2 separate regions of the Mus musculus genome follow, and region 2 is linked to region 1. Evidence: chromatin loops called from intact Hi-C (ENCODE). Cell type or tissue: left cerebral cortex. All regions are shown on one strand. Links, peaks and the distances in the headings refer to the core of each region. The heading gives the core; the rest is flanking DNA. Region 1 holds the start of Dlgap5 (DLG associated protein 5). Region 2 holds the start of Lgals3 (lectin, galactose binding, soluble 3).

What was found. A loop is a pair of places that touch in the nucleus more often than their neighbours do. Peaks named below come from ENCODE experiments on the same cell type or tissue, not always from the same donor. Only the 100,000 strongest peaks of a DNase experiment are listed, where the experiment ranks them.
Region 2: it touches region 1 in a loop (4-fold over the local background); 1 of 42 quality-filtered maps calls a loop at or near these places.

Annotation. Positions count from the first base shown.
Region 1 is chr14:47,416,376-47,427,986 of GRCm38, reverse strand. Dlgap5 (DLG associated protein 5) reads left to right here and starts at 9,580. Exons shown (of 19, transcript NM_144553.2): 1 at 9,580-9,878; 2 at 11,416-11,611. The coding sequence starts at 11,417. It also overlaps the pseudogene Gm8353. In left cerebral cortex, for the core only: CTCF peaks have their summits at 9,592, 9,873 and 10,087 (motif pointing left); a DNase peak (open chromatin) is centred at 9,706; H3K4me3 peaks cover 948 bases.
Region 2 is chr14:47,366,134-47,377,744 of GRCm38, reverse strand. It overlaps Lgals3 (lectin, galactose binding, soluble 3), which reads right to left and starts at 3,885. Exons shown (of 6, transcript NM_010705.3): 1 at 3,793-3,885. It also overlaps the pseudogene Gm52166. In left cerebral cortex, for the core only: no CTCF peak of the experiment used is centred there; DNase peaks (open chromatin) are centred at 3,713 and 6,014; H3K4me3 peaks cover 507 bases.

The DNA of each region.
Region 1 (11,611 bases), core at 2,445-10,444:
CTAAGTGCAAGGATTATAGTGACGTAATACCACTGGCCTGCTCAGTCTTGCTTTTCTTTTTTTTTAAATGAGTCAGCAGGGCTGGAGAGATAACTGAGTGCTTAAAGGTGAAGGCCCTAAACCCAGCACATCCGTCTAATCCCTGCAAAAGAAGAAAACCCATGCCTGCAGGTTGTCCTGTGCTCTGACCTCCATTCTTACTGTGATGTCCAGACACGGTCTCTCTGTCTCTGTCTCTGTCACACACACACACACACACACACACACACACACACACACACACACACGATAAAATTAAGCACAACATAAAGAAATATATATATACAGGTCATCTGAAATGACAGGGTTCTTTTCTTTTTTCTTTTCTTCTCTTCTCTTCTCTTCTCTTCTCTTCTCTTCTCTTCTCTTCTCTTCTCTTCTCTTTTCTTTTCTTTTCTTTTCCGAGACAGGGTTTCTCTGTATAGCCCTGGCTGTCTTGGAACTCACTTTGTAGACCAGGCTGGCCTCGAATTCAGAGATCTGGCTCCTGGGACCATCTCTTTCTTTTCCTCTCTTGTGAGTGCCCCTAGATAAGAAATGAACCATAGACACTCTGAGAGTTCCTCCATCTTTCAGGGACTGGTCAAGGCACACAGTTATCAAAGCATCAGAGAGTAGGGGGACCCTTCCACCATGAGTAATTATTACAGTCAGGTATCTAAGAGCCCCCATGGATGATGGAAGGTTTCCCCTCCTTCAGGCCTCTGCAGCCCAGTGGCATGAATCTTAGCTGATGTCAGAACTCGAGCAAAGGTCCCACCTTCCCCAGACATTTGCCACCTCTAGCTCTGCTGAAGCTGGCCCTTGTCTCAGGCTGCCAACAGAGAGGACTGTCTGAGTATGCACACCCCACTGAGAATGCTTACCACTGCCCCAACCCTTACTCAGTCTCTGCGGAGACACCTCCTACAGTCTCCTGCCTGTGTTTCCATGGGAATACCCTCAAACCCTGAACTTCCCACTGAGCAAGGTGTACCGCAAATGAAATCTTATCTGATAATCATACTTTCATCCTTATATTATACCTCCGTGAGGTGAGAAAACCTGAAGCTTGTTATTTTCTTGAATGGAAAAATAGTAAAGGGAAATTTAAGTCAAATTAAAATAAGTACGAACTACTACCATAAAATATTATTCAGACTCATGGTGCTGTAACTAAGGTGGGTAATCCTCATTATAAGCCAGACTACATTAAACAGGCCTGGGTGGTTTACCCAGGAGTCAGGAGGCCAAGGGAAGAAGGGTGCCAAAGAACTCGGAGCCAGCCTGGGCTACACAATGAGTTCCAGATCAGCCCGAGCTACAGAGTCAAAGAGAGAGACCTTATCCAAAAAAAAAGAAAAGAAAAGAAAAGAAAAGGAAAAAGAAAAAAAAAGAAAAGAAAGGAAGGAAAAGAGAGGGAGAGAGCGAGGGAAAAAGGAAGGAAAGGAAGAAAAAGACAAAGAAAAGAAGAAAGGGAGTGGGGAGGGAGGAAGGGGAGAACAGAAAGAAGAAATAATTTGTAGGGCAGCAAAATGTCTCTGTGGGCAAAGGTGCCTGCTACCAAGCCCAGTGACCTGAATTCAGTCCCCAGAACTCTATGACAGAAGGTGAGAACCAATTCCTGGAGGTTGTTCTCTGACCTTCTTATGTGTGCAGCAGCACAACTATGCGAACACACTCATAAAAAATAAATATATAAACACCATTGAAAAGAGAGAAAAGAAGACAAGACAGAAGGCCTGCATGTGAGGAGAACACCCTAAGGTATGGTCCCAGGAGTTTCCATAGACAATTAGATCTGAGGATTCTGGTCTCATTGATGGATTAATTCTAAGCTCTTGAGGGATTCATGATATAAAGGCACTATTGGGACATAATGGAAGAAGACGGTCTTGGGCCTACTTGGAAGAAGGTTAGTGTGTCATGGAGGCTGGATCTTGCCCCAGCCTCATTTTTTTTTTTTTTCAAGACAGGGTTTCTCTGTATAGTCCTGGCTGTCCTGGAACTCACTTTGTAGACCAGGCTGGCCTCAAACTCAGAAATCTGCCTGCCTCTGCCTCCCAAGTGCTGGGATTAAAGGCATGTGCCACCACTGCCCGGCCACCCCAGCCTCATTTTATGTTACCAATTTCTCTCTGCTTCCTAGCTCATGTGAGGTGAAGAGCTGGCTTCACCAGACATTCCAGACATATTCCCCTAAACACACACACTTGTGACAGGACACATTGCTGCTCCCAGGGTGTGCTGCCCAAGCACACGGGGCCAAGTGGCAATGGACTGTGACACTGCAGACTGTGAACCAGAACGGATCTCTCCTCTCTTTAGATGTTCTCGGTGGTTTTAGTCCTAGCAATGCAAATGATAGCTAAGAAAAATGGAGAGTGGATAGAAAGAAAAGTGTAGCACTTCTTTTTATCGTAGCTAATCTATACTAAACTCTGTAAGCCAAGATTTAGACACTTAAGCACGCTGTTTATGATAGCTATTCTTGGCTGTCAACTTGACTACATCTGGTGTTAACTAAAATCCAAAGGCTGGGCACACCTGTGAGGGGTTTTTCTTTTTCTTAATTAAATCATTTGAAGTGGGAATCCAGATCTTTTGAGGTGAGAAGATCCACCTTTAATCTGGATCACGGCTTTGCTGGCAGCCTATATCAGGAACACGGAAGAAGAAAGCTTGTGTTCTTTGCCTGCTTGCTTCACTCTAACTAGCAAGTCCATTCTTTCACTGGCATTAGAGCTTACTTCTTCAGGATTCTGCCATACATTGAAGACCAGCTGAGACACTCAGCTTCATAGACTCAACAAGGATTCTTGGCCCTTCCATTTGTAGACAACCATTGTTGGACTAACTGGAACACAGCCTATAAGCCATTTGAAAAAAAATACCCTTTATAAGTTCATTCTATAATTTCTGTTCCTCATAAGAACCCTAATATATTATTTAAATGAAGCAACCATTAGAATATCTTAAAATTTAAATACCAGTATAAAAACACAAAGGAGGTACACTATAGTACATAGCCTTAGCATTCAGAAGACAGAGAGGAGGCTCATGAACTCCAGGGTAGCTTGGGGTTAAATAGTGAAACTCTGCTTCATAAGTGAATAGGGGAAGAAAGAGAGAAAGAAAGAAAGAAAGAAAGAAAGAGAAAGAACAAAAGAGAGAAAGAAGAGAAAGAGAGCAAGCATGCATTTAGAGGTGGAGGAATATAGATTGTAATAAAACCTTAAGTGTTCAAGGAGAAAAATCAATTGATTCTATGTATATCTGATAAAACTTGAAGACCAGGAATATATTAACTTAAAGCAGAAACTATCACCAAAGTTACTTATGGAAATGAATTACAGACTGGGAGAAACAATCAGGCAAAGTAGGAAGATTTAATTTTTCCATATTAGGCTTGTTTTATTCTAATTTTTATATTATATGAATGTAACACTTTACTAACAAAATTAGATTAATTAAAAATAAATAAGGCTATTTTTAACACACAGATTCATTAATATTCATAAGATATAGTTAATGAAGAACTCATTAAAATATACCCAGGGGCACTAAGCTTTCACTTTTAAAATTCACTTCTAGGACTGGAGAGATGGCTCAGCGGTTAAGAGCACTGACTGCTCTTCCAAAGGTCCTGAGTTCAAATCCCAGCAACCACATGGTGGCTCACAACCATCTGTAACGAAATCTGACTCCCTCTTCTGGAGTGTCTGAAGACAGCAGCAGTGTACTTAATATAATAAATAAATAAATATTTTTTAAAATTTTAATTAAAAATTCACTTCTAAATCTTTCTGTATCATAAACAACTAAAAATATGTAAGCAACAACAACAAAACCCAAAAAACAAAAAACAAAAACCAGAAACAACAACAACAAAACAACCCTGGGCTCAGTGAGATTGCACAGTGGCTAGAGGCACCTGATGCCAAGCCCAGGGGCCACAGTTCAATCCTTGGACAGCACAGCGTGAAGGAAAACTCACACCTGGAAGCTGTCCTCCACCTTCCACGTGTACACCATGGCACGTTTGCAACCAAACACAGAAAGAATGAGCAAGCAAATATACACAAACAGAAAAACTCCTTGCTGTTTAAAACAATTTCGTCATATATATATAACTTGTTAATAACAAAAAATTAATAAAAAAGGAAAGTATTTAGTCAAAAATCAATCCCGTTATTTGAGCCATTTTTATTACTTTTTTTTTTTACATTTTTTTTTTATTACATTTGTAACAGACCCCTAGATCTTTAGAGTCTCCCAGGCCTTAGCACAACTGACTCCATGATGGAAGTACCATTCAGGCTGTAAAACTAGGAAAATAGATAGCACCACCAGCCAAAGGAAAACAAAGACTTAATCCCTTAATCCATCAAAGTTCATAGTTCTGGGAAAGTTGCTAAATGTACTAACCTTGATTTTTGGCTTCTGTAGCTCTGTTTCTGACTAACTGTTCGTGGCAACTGAAGGAAGTCAACCTAGGATCTGTGTTTTGTCCTTAAAAACTCAACCTGAGAAAGGGTCGGTGCTACACTGGGATTAAAGACTTTTTATTGGCTTAAACCATGTCTGAATAGTCTTCTATGGTGGATACCCGACAACACATTTTTAAGAATTTCCCATCTGTGTATGTGTGTGTGTGCCTATGTGGTGTGGAAATATGGGTGTGTGCATGCCGTGGTATACACATGGAAGTCAGAACACTGTAAGGGGCATGGGGGTGTCTGTGCTCACAGACATGCACTAACCTGGAATGTTAGGCACGCTTGGCTGTTCTGTCTTCTTTCTGCCCAGAAGGCTGGAGTGGGTGTACTTTCTAGCCTGCTGACTGTTGGGCAGTGTGTGTGGCTGAAGACTTCTTGGATGGGACCCTCCTCCGGACCCATTGTCATAAACTTGTTTCTCAGTCAATCTGTCTGTACGGAAGGTGTCACATACACTTATAAAGCACTTGGATGCAGCCACGTCTGATCTGTATTCAGCTTGTTTTCTTTCTCAGAGAGATTAGGTGTGCTTTGCTGTGCACATGGGACTGAGCTGACTTCCTAAGAAGTTTTACCAGACTGTGCTGCGTTTAAAGACGCCCTGAAATAAACAACTCTTGAAGTTTAACCAACACCGGCTACCGAGTGGTTTTGACTTGAATGTCATTTTTGCCTCCTGAAGCTTCACCTACTTCTCTTCTGCCCAGGCCAGGCTGTAGGCATCTTTATTAACCAATCAGGGATAGCTTGGGGGTGGGGGCAAGGTTTACACAACAAAAGCTGGCGTAGGTAGGTGGGAATTAGCTCATCTTGGGGTAATCAGACCTTGGGATACAGTACACAGCAGCACCAGACCAACCCCAACAACGTCTGCCTGGCTGGTTCAACTTAGCTGTTCTGGCTCAAACTCCTCTCCAAGCTGACTGATTCAAACTGGCTTCTCTCTTGGCCTCTGACAGTGCCAAGCCTCAGCTGTTCTCCATGACCCCCTTCATGCCTTTAAAATCAATCTCCTTGGGTGACTTACACACTACCAAGTCTGCCGCCATTGCCATGGCTACCTCTAGAACACAGGTTCTCTGTGCTCTCAGAAAACACTTCCCAGACGTCACCTCAGTGATGCTGGCCTCCTCTTAATCACCGCTAATTTCTTAGCTCCAGCTCACCAGCATCAATTGTCCCAGTAACCCCTTCTATTCTTGACTCTAGAGCCAGAGGTGATGTGTTTATAAAAAGATGAAAAGGGGGTGGGGGGGGTGTTCAAGGGAGGTGTGATGAGGTATGGGGGAAGGGGATGTCTCAGCAGGTCCATGCCAAGGCATCCCTTCCCCCTGAGGGACCAGCCACACGATGGTATAGTATAGAATAGAGTTTATTCAGGGCATGGGGAGGGGAGTCAAGAGGGTAATAGAGGCAGAGAAAGGGGAGGGAGGGAGGGAGGGAGGGAGGGAGGGAGGGAGGGAGGGAGAGAGAGAGAGAGAGAGAGAGAGAGAGAGAGAGAGAGAGAGAGAGAAGAGGCCAGCCATGAGCACGTGGAGAGAGGGGGGGAAGGGAAGTAAGGGAAGAGCAAGAGAGAAACAAGACACCAAGAGAGCAAAGAGGGGGCAGGCAGCCCCTTTTATAGTGAGTCAGACATACCTGGCTGTTGCCAGGTAACTGTGGGGCGGGGCTTAGACAGACTGCTAACAAGAGCCACATGGCCAAAGCTGCCAAGTTCTGCTAGCTGGGGCTATAAAATTGCCCCCTTGTTCTATTACATTTTTCTCAAAGATTGAATGCCTCTCTCCTCTCCTGGGATAAAAAGTGTGTCTGTATTCCAATTGGATCACACAGATCTACAAGATCTTTGGATATAATTCTTTGCCAGAGCAGCCATTTTGCTGGACTAAAGTTCCTCTATACAAATATGCTCATTTAGTCATGCAAACATCCCTATGATTCCATGCTAATACAGAGGCTAAGCAGACATCTCATCAAGCTGAGAACTTGGGCAGGACATGCTGCAGGCTCCCACTGGGGAATCTGCTCTGGGAAGGATGCTCTGGGAGCTTTGCTGGCTCTGCCGTGTCAGCCATGAAGTCTTTCCAGGCTGGGAGGAAGGCACTAATGGCGGACCAGAAGGTCAATGAGAGCATAGGCCAGCGGCAAGCATTTGCAGGAGAGCAACCAGGGACTGTATCAGGAGTGGAAGTCTGGAGGTCGCCAAAACCCAAGCCACACATGAGCCAATCTCAAGTCCTCTCGCCCATGGGTATCAATGTAGATGCTGGAAAAGCCACAAGATCCTAGAGACCATTTCTTTTTTTCTTTTTTCTTTTTAAAAGATTTATTTATTATCTGTAAGTACACTGTAGCTGTCTTCAGACACACCAGAAGAGGGCATCCGATCACATTGCAGATGGTTGTGAGCCACCTTGTGGTTGCTGGGATTTGAACTCAGGACCTGGTGGTTTACTAATGTATCAATGCCATCTTGGGGTTGGATCATTACATATTGAGGTCTGCCTTGGGCTTGGCTCCTACCTGACCTGCCATGTGGCTGGTGATAAATTATTTCTCTGACAGTGAAGTGAGCAGATTCACACCAGATTAGGTTATATTAAATGCAGGTTTATTGGTAAGCTGCTCTCAGACGAGTTCACTGGCCTCAAGGACCAGGGAAATCACTCTGAGGAGAGAGAAGGAAGTAGGGGGTGAGAAAGGGTGTGCACAGGCAGAGAGAGGAGAAGAAGAGAGGGAAGGGAGAGGGAGACACAATCTCTGGATTATATAGGGAGGAGCCTCTGGGGGAAAGGCAGCCCAGCCTCTGGGCTGGAATGGTCAGGGTGGGGGGCAGGGTATGCCAGGTAGGGAACTGAGGGATGCTGGGGGAACCCGGAGGCCAGGTCCACCTGACAAGTAAAATATGCACCTCAGCCCCTTGTCCTGGGGTCTGAAACCACACCTCTGGGTCTACTGACACATGGAGCTTGGTCCTGAGGAGGAGCTCAGATCAGAGCTTCCTCTGCCAAGTTCCTATCTTACAGGTATTATATTCCAAGTCACACAGATGGATTTTAAGTTACACAAAATGTTTCCACTTGCGTTCCTAACAGTTTTGTTTTGATTGAGATAGGATCTCACTGTCCCGAACTCTCTGTCTAGCAGGCTGGCGTAGACCACAAACTCCAGACTGATGGGATTAAATTCATATACAGTATAGTCTCCGCATTTTCCTTTTTTTAAGCTTACTTATTGAATGTTTTAAGGTTTATTTTGGTTTTTCGGAGTAACTGCCGAGATGGCCGAAGTGGAGCAGCAGAAGAAGTGGACCTTCTGCAAGTTCACCTACGGTGGCGGTGGCGTGGACCTCGATATGACCTATGAGCAGCTGATGCAGTTGTACAGCACCCGCCAGAGGCGGCGCCTGAACCTTGGCCTGCGGCGGAAGCAGAACTAACTGCTCAAGCCCTTGAGAAAGGCCAAGAAGGAGGCGCCACCTATGGAGAAGCCCGAGGTGGTGAAGACAAACCTGAGGGGACATGATCATCCTGCCCAAAATGGTGGGCAGCATGGTGGGCGTGTACAATGGCAAGACCTTCAACTAGGTGGAGCTCAAACCAGAGATGATAGGCCACTACCTGGGCGAGTTCTCCATCACCTACAAACCTGTGAAGCACGGCCGCCGCCCGGGATCGGTGCCACCCACTCCTCCCGATTCACTCCCCTCAAGTAGCCGAGGCCAATAGAGACTCAGTTTTGGGTCCCTGGGTGGTGGTGGTGGGTTAAGATTTATTTTGTTTTCTGCCTATGAGTGTTTTGCCCACAGAGGTCAGAATGTGATGGATCTTTTAGAACTGGAGTTACAGAGAGTTGTGAGCCACCACGTGGGTGCCTGGGTTTTCTGCCAGGGCAAGAAAGTGCTCTCAACTGCCAAGCAACTCTCCAGCCCCCAGTCTCAGCTATTTTAAAACAACAGTGAAACCCAAACAGGAACCACATTGTCACACACTGTTACTACGTCTTAAGGTGTCTTTTAACACCTTACAAGAACAGGTTTGTTTCCTGCAAACCATGTTTTTCAACCTATGCTGAACTTGTGACCCCATGATGTACGCCCACCCCTTTGCCTTGTTAAGTTCCTGAACACCTGTGATGACTCCCCTTCCACATGCTGTGTTCTTGCATTTATCTACCCCATAGGTAGCCTTGAACCCCGAGTGGCTCACTCTCCCGCTGGCCCAGATGCTAAAGGCACTAAGAGTCAGTTATCTCCAACGGCTCTTTTTTTTTTTTTTTTTTTTTTTTTTTTAGCAACCCTGACCCATTCCCATAAAAAGAACCTCAAAAGCCAGTGAGGGGCTGCTCTCTGAAATCTCCACTTTGGGAGACCGCAGCTGGCTGGCCAGTTTGCTTTAATCAGATATAGCTTGCTTTAATCAGCCACTCGCGAAATTGGTGTTTCTTTCCCCCATCAGATCTAACATAACCATGAATATTATGTCAGTTACCTATCTTCATCTTTCTCTTTGTATGTCCCAGAGGTCTCAGTGCTGCTATAGAGCTGCAGGCAGCTGGTCCTCTTTCCCAAGATGTTGGCAGGGAAAAAGCAAAAGCCAAACTTACAAACTCTTTCCTAATTTATCTTCCCGGTGTCTACTGGATACCGATCAGTCTACAAACACATGGTCAGCACAGCTGTCCTGGCCCAGGCGTTTTTGTTTTCTTGATATCTCATGGGATGTGTGCCTTCGTTTATGTGTCTGTTAGAAATCTCAGTTGATTTCTAAGGCAGACGTTAATTTTGCCTTAGAAAAGAAGGAGAAATGGAATAAATGATCTCGTTTAACTTAAAACCTTTGCCTTTTTTTAGCGTGGATGCTCAGCCCGTAATCCCAGCAGCACTCAGTGACAGGCAGGAGCATCTCGGTGAGTTCGAGGCCAGCCTTGTCTACATAGTGAGTTCCCAGACATAGTGAGACCTTGTCTTAAAAACCAAAACAAACAAACAAACAAACAAACACGTTTAAAAGGAAAGAAGAAAACCGGCCTGAAGAGCCAACAAGTGCGGCCCGCCCCACTGAGTTTATAGTGTGTCGCTGCCACGCCTAGCGGGTTTACCGCCTCCCTCCTCCCCCTCGCCCTCCCGCTCCCAACCCTTTGCCTTCCAAACAATTTAAATGTCGCACAGAACCAACCTATCGCAAGCCTCGTTCGAGGGGAAGGGGCGGGAGCTTCCGGAAGTGTTGGCAAAAGTCCCTCCAATCAGCGGCTGGCAGCGGGAAATTTCAGTTCCGTGAAGGGTCGGTCCGGGAGTTCCTTCTGCGGATCGGTGGAGTTTTCTGTGTTGCGACATTGTTGTGGATCCAGAAACTGCTTCAGGTAAGTGGGATCAAGAGTTCAAGGTCCTCCGTGGCTGCATACCAGCTCGAGAATGGCCTGGGACGAGACTGTCCCGAAAAAATTTAAAAATGGCCTAGGTGAGATGGCTCAACAGTTAGGAAGGAGCACTTGTTTGCAGAGTTAGCTTCCCAGCATCCCACGTAGGGCAGGTCACAAACTCCTTGTAGCTCCAGCGTCAAGAGGTCCGACACCCTCTACTGGACACCAGTATGCATCCACCCCAACACAGAAATAGACATACACATAAACAACAAGAAAAAAAACCTTTGGAAAAAATTGGCATGAAAAATGTAGATTATCCTAAAGCATTGACAGCGTATTAGAGATGAGACTCTACCCGACCTGTATGCTAGTAACCTCCCAAAATAGCCCACAAGTGTCAGTGGATTCTGCTTTTCCTGAAGACGCTGTCATTTCTCTCTAACCTGCTGTAAGTATTAGACGGAGAATCTTAAGATGAGTGCACAGGCAGGGGAGCTGACCTGAGAGGTCCACTTGACCATCACCATGACACAAGCCATTAGAGAAGAAGGACCTCAGTTGAGGAAATGACGACATGAGGTCCAGCTGTAAGGCATTTTCTCAGTTAATGATTAATGGGGAAGGGCCCAGCATCTTGTGGGTGGCAGCCATCCCTGGGCTGCAATCCTTGGTTCTGTAAGAAAGTGAAGCAAGCCAGTAAGAAGGGTCACTCTGTGGCCTCAGCACCAGCTCCTGCCTCCAGGTTCCAGCCTTGCTTGAGTTCCAGTCCTGACTTCCTTTGATGATGAATAGCAAAGTGGAAGTGTGAGCTGAATAAGCCCTTTCCTCCCCAACTTGCTTTTAGGTCATGGTGTTTTGTTGCAGCAATTGACACCCTGTCTAAGACAACCGTGTTAACAAGTTTTGCTTAAACTCTTTCTCTAGTAGTTGTGTTTGACACTTTCTCTCTTTTCCTTTTTTTCTTTTGGTGGGGAGAGGATTAAAACAAGGTTTCACATAGCTCCCACCAGCCTCCTTTGGAGCTGAGACCGACTGACCATGAGCAGGCCCTCTTGTTTTGGTTTTCCGACTGTGGTTGCACAGTATTTATCAGGCCAGCTTTAGCCAGGTGTTAAAGTCACAGGAGTGTGTTCATCACAGTAGGGTGATGCTGCGATGAAGGGTCTAGGTGGGTTTCAGACCTTACTTACTTCCTACTCATAACCCCCAAATAGGCCGTGGTATCTCATCTGTGATGACTTTTCTACTTTCATATCTACTCATATTTTTTCCATTGTGAGTTTTAATATTTTCATTTCAAGGAAGTGCAGAGTGGTGTAGGAGATAGATTGAAGTCTTGATCATTTTTATTAGTTTACTAATTTATCTCTTTGAGAGAATGTTTTACTCTTTAGCCCAGGCTATGCAAAGCTCACATGATTTGCTCGCTTGAGCCTTCTGCCTGCCACAGCCTGACCTGAGATTTTATTTTACTTTTTTTAAATAATAAAATGAAAATCCATTTATGTTGGTGTCTGTTTCTCCTCTTTGGCAGGATGCTGGTGTCACGTTTTGCCAGTCGGTTTCGGAAAGACTCGAGCACTGAGATGGTTAGAACCAACTTGGCTCATAGAAAGTCTCTGTCTCAGAAGGAGAACAGACACAGGGTGTATGAGCGAAACAGACACTTCGGTTTGAAGGACGTCAACATTCCACTGGAAGGGCGAGAGCTTGGTAATATACACGAGACA
Region 2 (11,611 bases), core at 1,650-9,649, 49 kb after region 1:
CAGTGGCACACTACCCTATAACTTACGACAACCCCAAATGTTTTCAAACATGGGCAAATTGCTAAGGCCAAAACCACATATAGTTGAAAACTACCAATCCAGGCTGTTAATATCTATCCCTAGATAAATGCACATACAAGGGGCCACAAAACCAACAAAGAGTTTCAGTCCTTCAAAGTAGCAAAGTTTACAAGGAAGGATGCTCACCGCCTGCCACCTCAGGTCTAGGGAGACTGAGGCAAGAGGAGCAGAAATGTGGAGCCTGTCTGAGCTGCACGGGCAGACTCTTTCAAAAACAAGAGCAATCTGTTGCTGGGAGTGGTGCTGCACACCTCTAATCCTAGCACTCAAAAGGCTGAGGCAGGAGGATTGAGTTTACCATTAACCTATGCTACATAGCAAGACTGTCTCCAAAAACTAACCAACGAACGCTGCTCCCTAAAGACATCCCTTTCCCTCCTAAGTATGCTACAGTTTTAAAAGACTGGCCCATTTTCCAATGTGACCCAATGAAACCCTAGAGGCAGCAGACTTCACTGTGACGCACGTGGGCCTTGGATGACACTTTGGACAGCTATGTGACACATTCCACAGGATGTCGCGATAGTGACACCCTCCTAGCACTTGTAGAGTGATTTCCAGTTCCCAAAGAACTTCCACGGAGCTGTTTTTGATTTTGTTAGCAATCTGGTGACACTGGCTGGAGAAAACATCCCACTGTGAAGTGAGGGATCTGAGAGCTGATTCGGTGGCCAGAAGCCATCTCACTGGCATCTTGGGGACAAGGTTCCAAAGTTTCCTGACTCCTAATTCAGGTTTGTCCTATACTAGTTTAAAAGTGTACGTTTTTGATGTTTTAAAATAGACTCCTTTGAAATTTTTAGTTACTTCCCTGAAAAATTCTCTGGCTTGTTCATCCAGAACTACATAGCATGCTGAAATAGTAAACAGATTTAAAAATAAAATAGAGCTTTGGCCAGAACACTAACTCGGTGAATCATTCAACACACAGGCTGCTGAGTACAGAATGCTTTTGTGCACAGTCACATTGTTAAGAAAAACCACATTTTAACCAATAAATTGTGGTTTTCCAAAAAAAAGTATTCATTGTTTTTAGCTGTTGTTTTTTTATTGTATTTACTTATTAAACATAGATTTTTTTTTAATTGAGGTGTGTGTACTGTGAATGTTTATGTGTCTATTGCAGTGAAGATTTAGTCTTTGGCTATTGAGAGAGCTAGGCAAATAGGCATCTGAATCATAAATAAGACTCACCTAGGACACTTGAGCTCACTGGCAGGAAGTAAGAAGTTCGCTTATATATTTTAAGACAGGTCTTATTCTTTGGCCCAGTTTGGCTTAGAATTCTAAATGTAGCCTATGCTGGCCTTGTACCTGAGGTACTCTGGGTTCTGCCTCCTGAATGTTGGAATGACAGGCACTTACGCCCACACCCACCTAAGGAACAGTTCTTTGGAAAGCATCTGAGCATATTCAGGATGCAGAGGCAGGAGGGTGTCATAGACCCAGGCCTGCCTGATGTATGGAGTTCCAGCCAGGGCTGCCTGTGAGACCCCATCTCGAAAAATGATGAACAAATGCTTTTGATCCAGTGAACTATCTCATTGATTGAGAACCCTTGAATAGACTCATTCTACGGAAAAATGATCAATTTTTCCAGTCAACCCTCAAGCAATTCTCTACCTCTTCTGCTTTGTGTACAATTTAGTGAGCCATCCATTAAATACTTCTTAGCTTAAGCCTGAAAGACCTCATCCATGTCCTCCCCAGAAGATGGAGTAAGTGCAGATTTTAAACCAAACTCCTAAACATTCTGAATTTAGGAGGCTAGTCTCCATCACAGATAACTATGACTATCTCAGGGGAAAAGGCTAGGGTAAAGATGGCTGGTCCACATCTGTAATCCCAGTCCTCGGGAAACCATGGGAGAAAGAGTAGCATAGGTTCAAGGCCAGCCTGAACTCTGTACTGAGTATGAGGCCAACCAAGGTTATATTGTAAGACCCTATCTCAAGAAACAAGCAAAACAAAGCAAAAATGATCAGTGACCAAGAAGGAGACAATTACTAGGTGTGGTTGTACTGGCCTGGAAAATCACAAGTTCTAAACCAGCCCTGTCTGAACAAAAAAACTAGCATTCTTTCAGATGGGCACTGCCTCCCCCCCCCACCACCACCAAAGACTGTTGTTGCAGACAAGCAAGGCTTTTGTTATTAAACTTCAAGTTTTATGGAAACAGTTGGGGGTGGTAGTTTACACTGTTAGCCCCTGCACTTGGGAGACTGAGACAGGATTGAATATTGAAAGCCAGCCTGGGCTACATAGTAAGTTCCAGTCCTGCCTAGGCTGCAGTGGCAGCCTGTCTCCCTGGGATGGTTTGTATATGCTCGGCCAGGGAGTGGCACTAACTGAAGGTGTGGCCCTGTTGGAGTAGGTGTGTCACTGTGGGTGTGGGCTTTAAGACCCTCATCCTAGCTGCCTGGAAGCCAGTCTTCCACTAGCAGCCTTCAGATGAAGATGTAGAACTCTCAGCTCCTCCTGCACCATGCCTGCCTGGACGCTGCTATGCTCTTGCCTTGAGGATTATTGACTGAAGCTCTGAACCTGTGAGCCACCCCCACCACAATTAAATGTTGACCTTTATAAGAGCTGCCTTGGTCATGGTGTCTGTTCACAGCAATAAAACCCTAACTAAGATACTTCCCCTGCCCCCAAAGGTAAATAAATAAAAATACGGAACTATAAACTTGAAGCAAACATCTTGGAATTTCAGAAAGTGATAGTTTTTACACACTGGTTTCTGTTCTTTTCCTCAGAATTAGCCGGGTCACTAAGTCCAAATGTTCTCATTATCCAGAAACCCTACTCCCCGGGGGTCGCTTTATAAATATTCCAATTTCTTCAAATAGGAATCACTTGCTTCCCTGCTAGGGTTAGCCGGAATCCTAAGCCTCAGTCTCAACTCCCCCTCCCCACCCATTCCCGTCCCATCCTCGATTCCCTGCAATAGTGCTTGAGTAACATAATTCAGCATAAATGCAACCTTTGAAAGCCTCTCGCTAAGGGTCTGCACTCTGAGACCAACACGGCCACACCCAAGACTTCCTCCACCCAGATCTAGAGGTTATTGCACAAATAACCACACTGGTCACGAATGAGTCACTTGGCTTACAAAAAAATGTTAGAGGTTACAGTAGTTCTTCATCCCGACACATGCGCACTAGGGCTTGGGCAGCACTGTCCTGTGCGGTCAAGCACGCAGCGGGTGGCTATAGCCCCTACCTCCGCTGAACCTGGTGGAACTCACTGGCACCACACAGCAAGATCTCTAGTGGAAGGCTTCCACGTGCACCAAAGGAGCCTGCTGGAATTCCTCCAGGAGTCAGGAATCCTGGGCGATGTCTTTTGAGTCTCCAAACTCCCACCCCCACCCCCAACGTGCCAGAAGAGGCACCTGATCCCTATGGCCAAGCTAGGGGCCAGCTACAAGGTGGATCTCCGTAGGTTGTGGCTCACTCTAACGCAGGGCTTCGAAGGAGTGCCCAGGGCCCGCTGGCATCCCGCCATCCCAAAGAGACTTAGTATGTAGGTCGTGAATAACTTTCTCCGAGAGTTACCCGCAGGAGAGCCAAGGCGGTAGACCAGCGCCTGGGACCCTGAAGGTCACCTCCGTCCATCTCCCGGGAGCCCAGCCCTTTCTTGGTGCACTGAGCAGCACCGGTCCCCGCGCCCCGCGCCGCTCACCTGGGTAGTGCTCTCTGTGCCGCTCACCTGATTAGTGCTCCACCCGCCGCTCCGCTAGCTGTCAGAGCTGGGCGGTGGCTCGGCCGCTTCTAGTACTCTTTTCCCCGGGCCCGCCCTCCCAGGGCGGGGCAGCATCCCTCGCCCTGCAGGCGCCTGGCTGGACCGCGCCCCACGGACCACGGAGCTTCCCCACAGTGGACTGGGACACGCCCGCCAGCCTGTGCCCCTCACCTGTGCCCCGCAGTGGGCCCTAGCCGACCGCACCCAGACTCTCAGACTCACCCAATTCCCTTGTCTGAAGCTGCCTGTCAGGGTCTCATCCTGCCCCTAATTCCTTCACCTGAAGCCTTCCGCAGAAATGGCAGTGACTTTGAGTGTGAGGGAAGGGAGGAGCAGGTGTCCCTGACAAATCTGAGATGTAAGAGGTGCCCCTGTTTGCATTCACTCCTGCTCTGGATTTTGCTGGGCTGGGTAAACCCAATGTGGTACATAGTAGGTTCTCGGTAGGTATTTGTTGGTTGATTGATTGATGAGTGAATGAATGAATGTGGACGAATGAATTAATGAATGAAGTAGTATGAATGTGTGAATTGATTCCTAGGAAGATGTTTTCTCAAAGATTGGAGGAGAGTTACAGCACGGGCAAGGGGCAGTTAAATCAAGAGGACAGGGTGTAGCTCTGTCTATATGAAAATAGTTACAAGGAACAGCCGCTTTTGCAAGAGGCTGATAACCAGTTTGGAACCATTTATATAGATTAAAAACTTGAGTGATGTGGTTAAGGATATTCAAGATAATTTTTCCCCAGCTTCAGATACATCAGCTAATATCTACCAAACACTTATGCACCCCACTCTATGCCTAGGGCTTTACATACATTTATGGAGTTGGCATTATTTTAATCCTATTAGGTCCAAAGCAGCCCCCCAGAATGCCAGTGCTGGTCCTAAACAGAGGGACTCTGGCTGCACAAACAGAAGCTTATAGGTGGTTTCTGTTGACCAGGGATCTCCCTTAGTCTGCCCCCAATGTCAACTACCTCAGGCAAGGGCACCTGCTTCCCGGTCAATCCCAACAGCCTGTAACAGCTCAAAGCCCCCCATTCTGCTGACTTCTCCCCACACCCGGGGCAGGGGAATGTTTATTGCCTTGGTGGTTTGAGCCCCAATAAACTTATCTTTCTACTCATTCAGTGATGTCGCTGTGCCCTTGCTTACAAATCCCATTTTAGACATGAGAAAATATGGGTATAGAGAGTCAAGCATAATCCCGTAAGGGTGCTTGCTACAAAGCCCGACGCCTAACTTTGATCCCTGTAACTCAAGAGGAAAGAAGAGAACCAACTCTTGAATGTTGTCATTTAAGCCACATACACATGCTCACATGCATATGTGCAAATATAAATGCATTTTAAAATATTAAAACATCGCTTCTCGGCCTTTTGGCTAAGATCAAGTGTAAAATATTAAAACATGTAAATAAAATTTTAGAAATAAATATATGTATTTTTTTAAAAAATCACTGTAGGTAGTAGGTGTGGTGGCTCATGTCTTTAATCTCTTGGGATCTGCATGCTCTTGGGATGCAAAAACAGGCAGATCCCTTCAAGTTTAAGGCCAGCCTGGTCTGTATGGCGATTTGAGGCCACCAGGGATGTACAGTCAGGCCTTGTTTCAAAAACAAAAATGAAAAACCCCAAACAATCACTGTGACCATTGGCTTATGTAAGCCACGGAGCACTCCAGCTGTCACTTGTCACCTGGCTCTCCAGATTTCCTGTAGTCTCTAAAGTAATCAATTATTAGTGTGTTAATAAAGAGTCCCGGCCAGTTTTGCACAACCAGAGGGAAATGTGCACGCAAACTCTCATTCCAGGGGCACTCAGGAGGCCTGCTCTAGTCTCTAGGATAGACTTACAAGCTCGGCAGAGCCTGTGGCTGGTGATGCACTCATTGCTGCCCCTCCAAGCTTACACACACGGAAGTCACTGTGTGGCTGGAGAAGAATTCGCAGGCCATGAACTCTCCTCTACACAGGTAGCCTGGCAACAAGCTTGTTTGAATGAGTCATCTGTAGATGATTAGCATGTGGGCATGAAATAGGATGGGCAGAGAGGAATGCCTTTAGTCTCTTAGGAAAACACTTAAAGTCTTAAGACCGTGAGTCATGAGGACGCTCTTTTACAGTTACCTAGAAGTGGACAGCTGAAATGGTTGCCATGGAGATATGGGATGAGTCACATTCTTGCCCTGTGCATAATCTTTGGTCATTTTTAGGGATCGATAATGGTTGTGTCTTTGTTACATAGAAGACTTACTTATGCTGAACTGAATCATGAGGTCGAACTTAGGTCTTCACTGCCCATCGGAGAGAACACTTCTATGCCAATTTCCTGCCAAGTAAAGCTAGTGAAAGGGTATTGGTATATCAAGGAGTGTCTGGAGTTTACAACCTGTATAGGAGCAGTAAATGACTCTTTAGAACCCAGCCCAAAGCCTCTATAAACTCTTTCAAAATAAGTGTACAAGACAGTCTCATAGAATGTCTATATACCAATGACTGTGCTGTTTGAAATAAGGGGCAAGCCTGACCTTGACGGTCAGCAACTGGCCACCTGGTTTCTTCTGATACAGAGATGTTAGGACTCTGACTTAATAAACAACTGAGCAGACAGTCAGGCAAAGGCCCCCCCAGAGCAGCCTCACACTTGACAGAAGCTGGTGGAAGGTATCTGAAGGAAGGAACTTCAGGTAGAGAAAGCCAGGAGAGAGGGAAAAAAATACTAAAGCAGAGAAAGGAAACCTGAGGGGGGAGGGGGCAAATTAATTAGTCACCTTTTAAGTAGGAAAATTAAAATTGGAGCAGAAGGCTAGAAGTGGAATAGGGAGATAATGAACATAGAGCATCCTGTTGAGGGACAGCTTAAAGATGGCTTAGCAGGAAGGTGTCTCCCACCAAGCTTGATGGCCTGAGTTCAAGCCCTGGGGCCACGCAGCAGGAAGAGAAAACCAGCTCCTGCAAGCTGTCCCCTAACCTCCATTCATGCGCCAAGGCAGGCACATGGCTTCCCACGCACCAATAACTGAATGTAATAAAAATTAAAGCATGAAGAAATATGAGGTACAGCCAGAAGGAGAAATTTCCCAGAAACTAGCTAAGCTGTGCCAAATAAGGAGAGATGCCCCACAAAACTTGAAGCCCTAGGGAAATATAAACAGAACCACATTGACAGGGACTCTCATAGAGAGCAGATAGAATGACCTGGAAAGAGGAAAGGAAGAGATCTTCCTGCTTGTCACATTTGATCTACAGAGAGTTTCCCTGTTCTGCCTGTGTCCACATCCTGTCAACACATCCAGGTGACAACTGAGAATCAGAGCTGACCTGGGGACATTCGGTGCACGTAATGCACATAGCGGGCTTCTGAGTTGGGAGCCTGGAACCTTTGGGACAGAAGGCGAGCCTTCGTGTCATGGGGACACAATTTGTGCCTTGAAGACAGAACATTTTCCAATGTTCTGGAGCCAAGGTACTGCGTTCATCTGCTGCTAACATCTCAGCTATCTGAAGCTGGTCCTACATTTCCGGTGTGCTTAGTAGGTACCCAACGTATGCCTCGGCCATTTTACCAGCCCATTCTTTGTAACTCAGTCAGTAGACAAGCTTGTCAAAACCTGGCTGACACATAAAATGGGGTCAGTGGTAACATACCAATTGCTGGGTAACACAGTCTCCCTGCCCAGGCTGCAGCCCAAGCCCCATCAAGAATGAATGCACTGCTAGCTCCAACCAGCTAGTGTAGAGAGAAGCCAACAGAATGAGGGAATCCCAGGTGCCCCTCTCCCTGCCTGCCTGCCTTGGCTCTAGTCACCTCTGTCCTTTTTCTGCCACAAGCCTAACCCAAGCTGACCTTTAGTACCAGCTACCACAAAACCCACACACCTACAACAGCGCCTCCTGAGAGCTCGGGGCCTTGGCACGCACATCAGCTCAACACACCTGCCCCTATGGCTGCCCTGACAGAGCCCATTCCAGGGCTGAGCATCTGACACGTCAGCTGCACCTGTGAGTAGACAGAGAGTAAGGCAAAGGAAGGGAATGAAAGGGTTTGCTGTGGCTGCTGTGGTAGAGCACTGTAGCCTGGGTGCTTCAATGACAGACACTCACTCGATTGCAAATGTGTAGGCCATAAGTTCAAAAACAGAGTTATTTTCTTCTTCTTCTCTTCCTCCTCCTATTATTATTATTAATTATTATTATTCCCCCTCTTTTTTGAGCAGGGTCTCTCTATGTATCCCTGGCTGGCTTAGAACTTCCTATGTAGACCAGACTGGCCAAAACCTCATGTTCCTCCTCCTCCCTCTCCTTCTTCCTCCCCCTCCCCCTCCTCCCCCTCCCCCTCCCCCTCCTCCCCCTCCCTCTCCTCCTCCTCTCCCCCCTCCTCCCCCCCTTCTCCTTCTCTACCTCCTCCTCTTATTCTTCCTTCTCCTTTTAGAGACAGGGTCTCTGTATGTATCCCTGGCTGGCCTAGAACTTCTTATGTAGACCAGACCGGCCATAAATTCATAGAGACCCATCTGCCTCTGCCTCTGCCTCTCAAGTGCTGGGACCAAAGGTGTACACCACCATGACTGCCTCCTCCTCCTCCTCCTCTTCTTTCTCTCCTCGTCCCTCTCTCTCTCTCTCTCTCTCTCTCTCTCTCTCTCTCTCTCTCTCTCTCTCTCTCTCTTCCTTTCTTGCCTTTTTATGGGATATCCTTTCTTATTCTTTGACAGTCTCAGATATGTGAGAGTTAGTTTCTTCTTTGGTCTCTCTCCTTGGCTTGGAAATGACCGAGTTCTGTCCATATTCCGCATATGGTTTTTCCTCTATAGATCTCCATGTCCCAGTCCTCTCTTCATGGAAGACCAACAGTCACAATACCGGATCAGGGCTCACCCCAGTGATCCCATGTGTACTTCTCAGTTCCTTAAAGGCCCCCACTTCCAAATACAGTCACATCGAAAGGTACCGAGAATTAGGTCTTCAACATGAATGAAGGAGGGCACAGCTCAGCCTATCAAATAGGACTGAGGAGTCAATTGTCCTGTTAGCTAAAGTGGTTGCTGGCACTTTAGTGGATGATAGCTGGGCGAGACCTATGTACTGAGAAGGGCACCTGGGAAGACTGGAGGAAGCAGGCAGCAAGGACACTTAGTTGAACAGAGAGACAGGACAGACAGCACACATTGGGTGGCTTCTCATCTCACTCTGAATGACCTTCCTGCCACATTTGAAGGGGTGGCCCCGGCCCTGTTGGAGCTTCTTGACCTACTATAGTTGGTAGCATCAGAGACAAACTTACTTCACAGGCACCAGTTTGGGTTTTCCCACTGGAGTGTGAGTCTGGGCCCTGAGAAACACCAGGCAGGTGTTATGGAGGCCATCCCTGTGCAGTGTTAGCTTCTAGATGTGAAGGGTGGAGAGACATGGTCTGAGGTAAAGAGGTTTGGAGCATAGGGGGTGGCAGGAAGAAGCGGTGACTAGATGGAAGTACAATGACTCAAACATATGACCAAAAAAAAAAAAAAAAAACTCATGAAACGCAGACCTTGGGGGCCAAGAGCCTCACCTGTGGGAAGAGAGAACCGGCTCCCACAGCTTGTCCTCTGACCTCCACTTCCAGGCAGTGACGCGTGTGCACAGGCTCATGCGTCGACCAGATGCTCAGTCACACACACAATAATAAATACATCTAGAAATAAGTAAGTAAATAAATGGTTTAAAAATTCCTTTGTACTGTAACTTAAGTTTTTGATTTAAAAAATAAAACAAAGACAAGGAAGCTTGATGAAACTTGGGAGGCTGAGGCAGGAGCATTGTGAGTTTGATCTAAGCCTGGGCTACCTAGCAAGAGCCTCTTGAAGAAAAATAAGAAGAAAGGAAAAGAAGAGGAGAGAAGGGAAAGGGGAGAGGGAGGAGGCTTTGACGGAGAAAGGAATGATACTTGGGTGGGTTCTAAATATTTAAATACCCAATCTCATGTCTGCATTTAGACTGTGCACCCCACTCTTGGCCACCCTGCCCGGGACCCTTTTTAAGCCTCTTTTTTCTAAAGCTTAGACTGGCTAAAGCTGGTTTCTCTCACCTGCTACAAAGGCATTCTAACTAGGGCAGCGCGCAGGCTCCCCTAACCCTGCTGGCTGTGCAGAGCTGAGTGTGTTGGATCAGGCATGAGCCAGAAAGCACTGGTTTCCATGCGCGTTACCATGGCTACGTAACTCCAGGATTTTCCGCATGAAGCCCAAACCAGCCACCCAACTTCTCTGAGGAATGTCTTTCTGGGAACTTGCCGTTAGGGTGGCCCTTCAAGGTAGCCCCAGAGCTAGGGCCTAAGCTTGCACAGACCCTCCACTACCTTCCCTGACCGGTTCTTATCAGTTCTCCCTGTCACACTGTTACAGACTTCAGGACTCTTGTCACTTCCTGTCAGCACACTCAGTCCTTTTCTCTACTCCCGAGTCAGGCTCTTCTCCCCCAGGAAGGCATAGGCTTGCTTAATAAGTTGTTCCTCCAAAGCTAAGAAAAGAAAAAAGAAAATAAATAAATAAATAAATAAATAAATAAATAAATAAATAAATAAATAAGAGTCAAAACGAGAGCTGGGAATAGTGTCTGGTGCCTGTAATCCCACCATATGGGAGCCTGTAGCAGGAGGATTGGTGTGAGTTTGAGGCTGATGAGTTTGCAGAGTGAACTCCAGGCCAGACTGTCTCAAATAAACGAAACAGTAACAACAGCCCTCTCTGGGAGAGAGCATTGTATAGAGCCAACGGAGAAGGGCAGCTGGTGGGACATGTGGGGCAGCTGGTGGGACGTGCCAGGCAACTGGTGGGTGGGTACATGGAACGCTACTGATAAGAATCACTCCCCTGACATAAAAGTGCTCACACTGCAAACAGAACTATGGGGCTTGCCAGGGCTGCGGCAGGGTGTGGGAAACAGGGCAGACAGGCTTTGAATCTTGTTGGCTGGCAACCCACTGGGCATATTTTCAACACGTTTCCTGGCTGGCAATCATCGAAATCTTTTCAGAGAGATGGGGAGAACTGATTTGGGCAGAAAAGCAGAAAACCATGGGGGATTTTGCTCTCTGTGTTTTATTTATTTATTTGTGTGAGACAGGGTCTCAGGTAGCTGGGGCTGGCTGTGAACTGCATACATACGCAAGAATGACTTGGTTCCTCTAACTCTACCTCCTGGGACTTGGGACTCCAGGCACGTACCACCGTGCTGGCTTTCCGGTCTTTGGTCTTATTTCCCGTTGTCAGTTGTCGGTTGTTTTGTTGTACAGGTAGGGCGGTGCACCTGTGTGTACACTAAAGGAGGAAGATGCCCCAAGTCCTGATCTATTGTTCTCCACCTTATGCCTTTGAGACAGGGTCTCTCACTGAACTTGGAGCTAGGCTGGTGACCAGCAAGCCTGGGAGAGTCTCTCACACTTGCTCCTCAAACACACTGGAGTTATAGGTGCGCGTGACCACTGCTGGCTTTTTATGTGGGCACTAATATCCAAACTCAAGTCTCAGGCTTGCTCAGCAAGTGTTCCTGCCCACTAAGCCAATGCCCTAGCCCTCTCTATATTTACAAAAAATTGTTTTTCTCTTATACATATATGTGAATGCCTACATGCATATCTCTGCACTACATGAGTGTCTGGAGGGCCCATAGAGGCCAGAAGAGGGTTTGGGTCCCCTGGAACTGGAGTTAACTGTGAGCAGCCATGTTGGTGTCAGGAACTGAACTTGGCTTCTCTGAAGGAGCAGCCAGTGCCTCTCCAGCCCCTCTCTGAACTTTTGAAGGGACT